Regions from separate parts of the Homo sapiens genome. Here region 1 is linked to region 2. A link is a loop called in an ENCODE intact Hi-C map of the cell type or tissue named here. Cell type or tissue: PC-9. All regions are shown on one strand. Each heading gives the region's core, and the rest is flanking DNA. Links, peaks and the distances in the headings are about the cores only.

Region 1 (2,901 bases), core at 208-2,707, 120 kb before region 2:
CTGTCCATTTTACAGATGAAGAAACTGAAGTTAAAAAGGGATATCTTTATCCTCAAGGATATCTTGCCCAAGATCCCCCAGCTGGCCGGCCTGCGTACATGGGCGCTCTTGGACTCTGGGCCTTCTGCACTGAGCTTTTGTGGGTTTGGTGTTTATTTCTGTTATTGTTATATTTTTCTGGCACCATCAGGGGCTTGAGTCCCCGCTGCGCGATCGTTTGCTGCAGTCCCCGGTTCAGACCGCACAAAGCCCCTCCCTGGCGGAGCATGCTTGTCCCTCACCGTGTCGATGAGTCGTGACTCATGCTACCTTTGCTCTGAATTTAGAGGCAGGGAAAGGCGAGGGAGGAGGAACACCTCGAGCAAAATGCCATTTCGTGTTGGCAGCCAGGCAAGGCAGCCTCTGTCTGCCCAACCGATAGACAGCGGTGGAGTTCTGGGTACAAGCTAAGGATAAAGTTAACATGGGCAGGGGGGAAAAATGCCCTCTTCCAGAACAGACAGCTGGGTCCCAGCAATTCATGCTCCCTGGCTTCCTCCACTGCATGCCATTTGCACGTCCTGGCTGGAGACACGCTTACTCCAGCCTCTCCTGGGGTCAAAGAGGGGGTCATCTGCCTGGCGCGCTGCCTGACACAGAGCAACATCAGGGGCTAATCAGGGGCCGGCAGGTCATTGGCCTAAAATTCTCCTGAGCAGCAGGGTTCCTGAGTGTCTCACCCTGTGCACCTGGAGCCAGTGTGACAAACGGGCCCCTCGGCTATGCCGCCCTCCCACCTCAGCCCACACAGCCTGCCGTCCCTCAGCCTCTGATTCCCGTGCCCGGGGCTGGGTGGTGCTGGGGACACAGAGGAGCCAGCCCCCTGCACTGCCTTTTGGGAGTTCCACAGTCTGGTGGGAACTCGGGCACAGACAGAGATAGTGCAGCTGTAGTGTGGGAGCTCCGTCTGGAAGAGGGCAAGGAGGGCTTCCTGGAGGGGGTGTCAAAGAATAGGTAGCATGAGTAGAAGGAGTAGATTCTCTCTCCCTCTGAACCTGGTTAATTCCTTCCTGACCTTCAGATCCCGGCTCAAACATCACCTCCTCCAGGAAGCCTTCCCTGATCTCACCCACCTGGAATTCACTGTAACAGATGGAAGGGCCCTGCCCCTCTTCTTCCAGGCCCCACTAGCCTGAGCTCCAGGAGGCAGGGACCACATGAGCTTCAGCCCCTGGAGACCCCCCTAGCATCCAGCAGGAGGCAGCATACCGATTATGGGTGCAGGCTCCGTCACTGCCTAACAGCATGGCAAGGAGCTTAGCCTCTCTGGGCCTCTGTTTCCTCTCCTGTAAGATGGGGTTACAAGAGGGCCACCCCCTAGGCCTATTGTGAGACTTCATGGGTAACAGAGGTTGAGGCTGGAGGATAAGGCAAGTGTCTGAAACACGTTAGCGATGTTTATTTACTAGACTAGTGCCTGGCTCAGAGCATGGGCTCTGTAGACACTGGTAGAATACATGCACGGTGCCTTGCTCACTTCATTTATTTATGATCTTCCTCCCTCCCTGGTCTGTGGGCCCTGCGAGAGCAGGGCCGGTGCATTCTCGGTGCCCAGCACAGCCGGCCTGTCATCAGTGCTGCGGGAGGGACAGGAGGGGTACCTGCAGTGAGGCACAGGCCACGCCCCCTGCACGCCGACTGGGTTAATCCTCTACGGCTCAGGGTCCTGCAGGTGACCAAGGTGGAGCTGGGATTTGAAGCCGAGCCTCTGACTCCCAAAGCCAGACGGGTCTAGGTTGTTCTGCTCATTCCAAGCCGGGCCACCGCCTGTATCAGGTTCTCCTGCAATGTTGACGTCAGAAGCCTCTTCATTTACTTGGGGGCCATTACATTAGCAGTGAGGATAACATTACTAAGGTGCACCAAGGGCGGGCCGTGTTCCCTTAGCCTGGCTTTGTTTAAGCCTCCCAGTAATCTGGGGAGAAAAAGTAGGAGAAGGACCGGAATCTTCCATGCAGTGGGCACCCGCCACCCACCAGTCTCCATGAAGATGCCCCATCACCCCCAGGATCTCATTGGAGGCTCACAAAGCGGTTTGTCTGACTACTACTGGAAGCCTGGAAGCACTCACAATACCAGGGCTTGGAAAGCAGCCGACAGAATCATGCATGTGCATGTACACACATGCATGTGTGTGAGTGTGTGTGCACACATGAGCACATATGTGCATGTGTCTGTGTGTGTGCATATGTGCGTGTATGTGCGCAGACACCACCAGCCTCCCTTTGCAGGGGTGCAGTACTGGAGGACCGAGAGGGGCCACACATGCATGCGGCTGGTGGGGGCTGAGCTGAGCATTTCTGTCACTTTCTCCTTCTGGTGACTGTTCCCCTCCCCAGAACAGGAGTCTGGCTCCAGGTACAGCTAGGCCCACCTTGCTTCTCACTGGGGACTGGGACTAGTCAGCCTTGGAGTAACATGACAGGCTCCAGGGTTCCAGTTCCTCGCCATCCTGGCCCCGCAGAGAGACTTCAACTCCAGGAGGATTCTGGACTTTTCTGACAACCCCGGAGACAGCACCTTCCTTCCACAGCCCCAAGAACAGAAAAAAAAAATAGCGCAGACAAAAAAAATAGTTCAGAGAGCCAGTTTCCCCAGCAGGATTCTAAAGGGAAGTTTCATGGCCACCACCGGGGAAGGGAGTTCCTTCCTCCAGGACTGGCCTGAGGCCCTTTCCCCTGCCCTCCCTGCTCCCACCACCTCCCTCTCACTCCCTGCCGCCCTCTGCCTCTTGTATCTCCTCAGCTACCCCTTTCCTTCCTACCCGCCCTTCCCCAGGAGTGGGTGACAGTCCTGGTGGCTGTGTCCTCTGGGCTTGCTGGGCCCACCTTCTCCTTGTGGTCCTGGTCCTGACCCTGCAGC
Region 2 (2,901 bases), core at 133-2,632:
GGAAGGGGAGTTATGTAATCTGCGGGAGAGCACCTCTGGGGATGCCTCTTTGTGTCTCCCCTACCTCTCTGGGCCTCCTGAGCCTGTTTTAAGTGATTGCACCTGTCACTTAAAGGCATCCCAGCCTAGGATGGGAAGAACACGAAGTGCCCCACACAGGGACTCTCTGGGGGTGGCCTCCAGCCCCCTCTCCACGGCTGTGTGACCTTGACCAAGGCTCCTGAGGCTTCCCAGCCCGTTTCCTCATCTGGAAGATAGAATGGCAGCCATGCCCACCACCAAAGGCTGCTGTGAGCTCACTCTGAGAAACCCCTGTCGGTTCCCACTGAGCATTGGTGGCTGTGTGACCCCAGGCAGCTGTCCACATGTCTCTGGACCTCAGTTTACTAGACTATAAAATGAGGGCCCTGCTCTGGGCATTGTCTAAAGTGTTTTCTGTCAGTAATGTCCTGTGAATCTCGCTGCTGGCTGGCTGTGCCTGAAATACCATCAAGTTCAGCTCTGTTCAGACCCAGACTGATGAGAAGTCCCTCCCTCCATCACCCTTTGTTTCCTCGCCTGGTTCTGATTGTCCAAACCTTGCTGGGAATCAGATGGTCCAGGGGTAACCATTGGGACTTTTCACCTACTGGTAGGCTTCAGCTTCGGTGAGAAGTGTCATTCAAAAGCAGAATTCAAATAACCTTCAGGTCCTGGTGTCAACCAGTACAATCTCCATGCCGGTCACGGTTGCCTAGAATTGGGGGGTCGCTCCCCATCCCCTGAATCTGTGACTGCTCAGTGCGGGACACTTCTCTGCAAGCACCTCGTCTCCCCAGAGAGGCTGTCTGCTGTGCCTGTTCTGGCAAGAGATGACCAGGAAGTTCTGCAACCAGGCAGCCCCGGCCCCTCTTGTGGCTGAAACTGAAAGCCCCAGGCAAGGGTTTCTGACAGTTTCTTTCTTTAATGTCATCTTCACGCTGCGTTCCTGGCACTGTCTCAGGCATCTGGGAGGTATGGACTGATGAAGAGGGGTGAGGGGAGCAGTTTGGCTTAGAGCCGCGCGTGTGTGTGTGTGTGTGTGTGTGTCCCATTCTCGCTCTCCTGAGCCACCCAGCCTGGAGCTTATCAGGGCAGGTGGACCAGATGAGAGGGGTAGGGGGCAGGGCCAGTGCTGCTCACTCAGACCTGTGAGTCAGTGAGTGACAAAGAAAGCGAGCGGGACCTGCCCAGAGTGAGACCAGCTGAGAGCCACTCCCAGTTACCGGTCATCCATCCATCCATCCCTTCACTCCCCTTCTTCAGCCAACTCCCCGAGCCCCCATGCCTGTGCTGAAGGGCCTCGGCTCACCCTTGGCACTCTCAAGGAAGCAGAGGAGGAAGTGACCCTGGACAAGCCAGCAGAGCTGGAGGCATCCCTAGGTCAGGTCATGAGGCAGTGGGGAGCTCCTGGGGGTGGGGAAGTGCACGTGCGGTAGGCACCTGTCCTTTGGAGCCTGGGAGAGGTTGGGGCCAGGGGAGCTTGGTCCAGAATGACAGGCGTGAATCAGCTAGAGGAAGGGGGAGATGTTCTGGGCAGGGACCCTCTGTGGGCAGAGATGCAGACACAGCAGGGCGGCTGAAGCCTTCTGGACCTGCGGGTCTGGGAGGTGGCTGCAGACCTGGAGGGCTGGGGGATGGAGCAGGGCCAGGGCAGGAGACAACACTACCCCCAGCTTGAGTGAGGGTTTGAATAGCAGGGTGGGGCAGGGAGGAGGGGAGGGTGGCCAGGTTCGGAGCTTAGACAGCTTCTGGGTGGGCTGCCCATGGTTGAGGTGGGCACAGGGAGAGGCAGTTTGGGCCAAGAAGGTGAATCTGATTTCCAGTTCCCTAGGACAATTGGCCAAGCCCTCTCCAGCCCCACCCCAAAGGCCACACTGCAAGAGGGTTGCCTCATGCCCAGGCCCTTGGCTTCTGGGGCGGGTTGGGGGGCGGTGGCATGTAGACAGCAGGTCTGGCCACTTCAGCTGTCTGTGTCCACAGTACAGGACTTCACCGAACAGGCTCACAATTGCACCCTCCACAGCACTAGGGTTGCACTTGGCAGTGACAGCCCGAAGGCCTGCCCCGAGCCAGGTACCATGCTGAGCACACTCGGAACCCAGCTTCCCACTTAATCCTCATGCCAATCTTGTCAGTGGCAACTGTGGATTCTGTTGTATAGATGAGAAAACTGGCCCAAAGAGGCTAATAATACATAACCCCACCAGGACCAGGCTCCCAACCACTACACTATACCACCTAGTGAGGGGTGGCAATATAGAGTTCCTAGGACACAGCACCAGGAACCATGAGGGGGCAGGGGCCCCGCAGTCTCACTTTCTAGTCATTATCCTGTTTACTTTCCAATATTACTGACCCAGAGCCTGGCCTGCCTTATGCTTAGATGAAAGCTATCCCCTCCCTTCTTAGGGATGCTTTGCCTCTATTAACCCAGTCTTGGCTGCTTTAGCTTCTCCCCAGTTGACTTGTACAACAGATTCACAGGATCTTAGAGCGAACTGAGAGCCCCTTCCCCAGCGCCCCCAAGAGAGGCTTTTCCCAGCCCAGCTGCTCTTTCAGAAGTTACTGAAACAATTGTCAACCCCTAAGAATAGTGGGGCCTTGTTTCCTAAACACTAAACAGGCAGAGTTCTGGACATCTGAGCCAGGATGAGTGAGGAGGGTGACCCGAGGCCCTGCCCACCCTGGTTATGCCCTCCTGGGGACACCAGGGGACACCCATTCCATAGGCGCTGGTCTCACTCTGCACAGGGCCTGGCAGGAGGGTGGCCCCATCTCTTCCTCCCTCCCTTTTTGCACCCCTTCCCTCCTTCCTGCCTTCCTCCAGGGTACACATTCCTTGACCCCTAAGCATGAACCCCCTAGGGAGGTGGAGGAGAC

The links. Hi-C counts contacts between places; a loop is a spot of excess contacts. Peaks named below come from ENCODE experiments on the same cell type or tissue, not always from the same donor. Only the 100,000 strongest peaks of a DNase experiment are listed, where the experiment ranks them.
Region 1: a loop joins it to region 2, with 4 times the contacts of the local background. A loop is called at or near these places in 1 of 110 quality-filtered maps.

The regions. Positions count from the first base shown.
Region 1 is chr22:44,443,304-44,446,204 of GRCh38, reverse strand. LINC01656 (long intergenic non-protein coding RNA 1656) reads right to left here and starts at 2,878. Exons shown (of 3, transcript NR_109966.1): 1 at 2,804-2,878; 2 at 2,414-2,563; 3 at 1,417-1,821. RefSeq lists enhancers at 819-1,548, 1,549-2,278. In PC-9, for the core only: CTCF peaks have their summits at 1,053 and 1,265 (motif pointing right); DNase peaks (open chromatin) are centred at 324 and 674; H3K4me3 peaks cover 805 bases; H3K27ac peaks cover 1,345 bases.
Region 2 is chr22:44,327,608-44,330,508 of GRCh38, reverse strand. It overlaps a transcript of SHISAL1 not described here. Among named protein-coding and RNA genes, the nearest start is that of SHISAL1, 16 kb to the right of the region's middle. In PC-9, for the core only: no CTCF peak of the experiment used is centred there; a DNase peak (open chromatin) is centred at 1,148; H3K4me3 peaks cover 504 bases.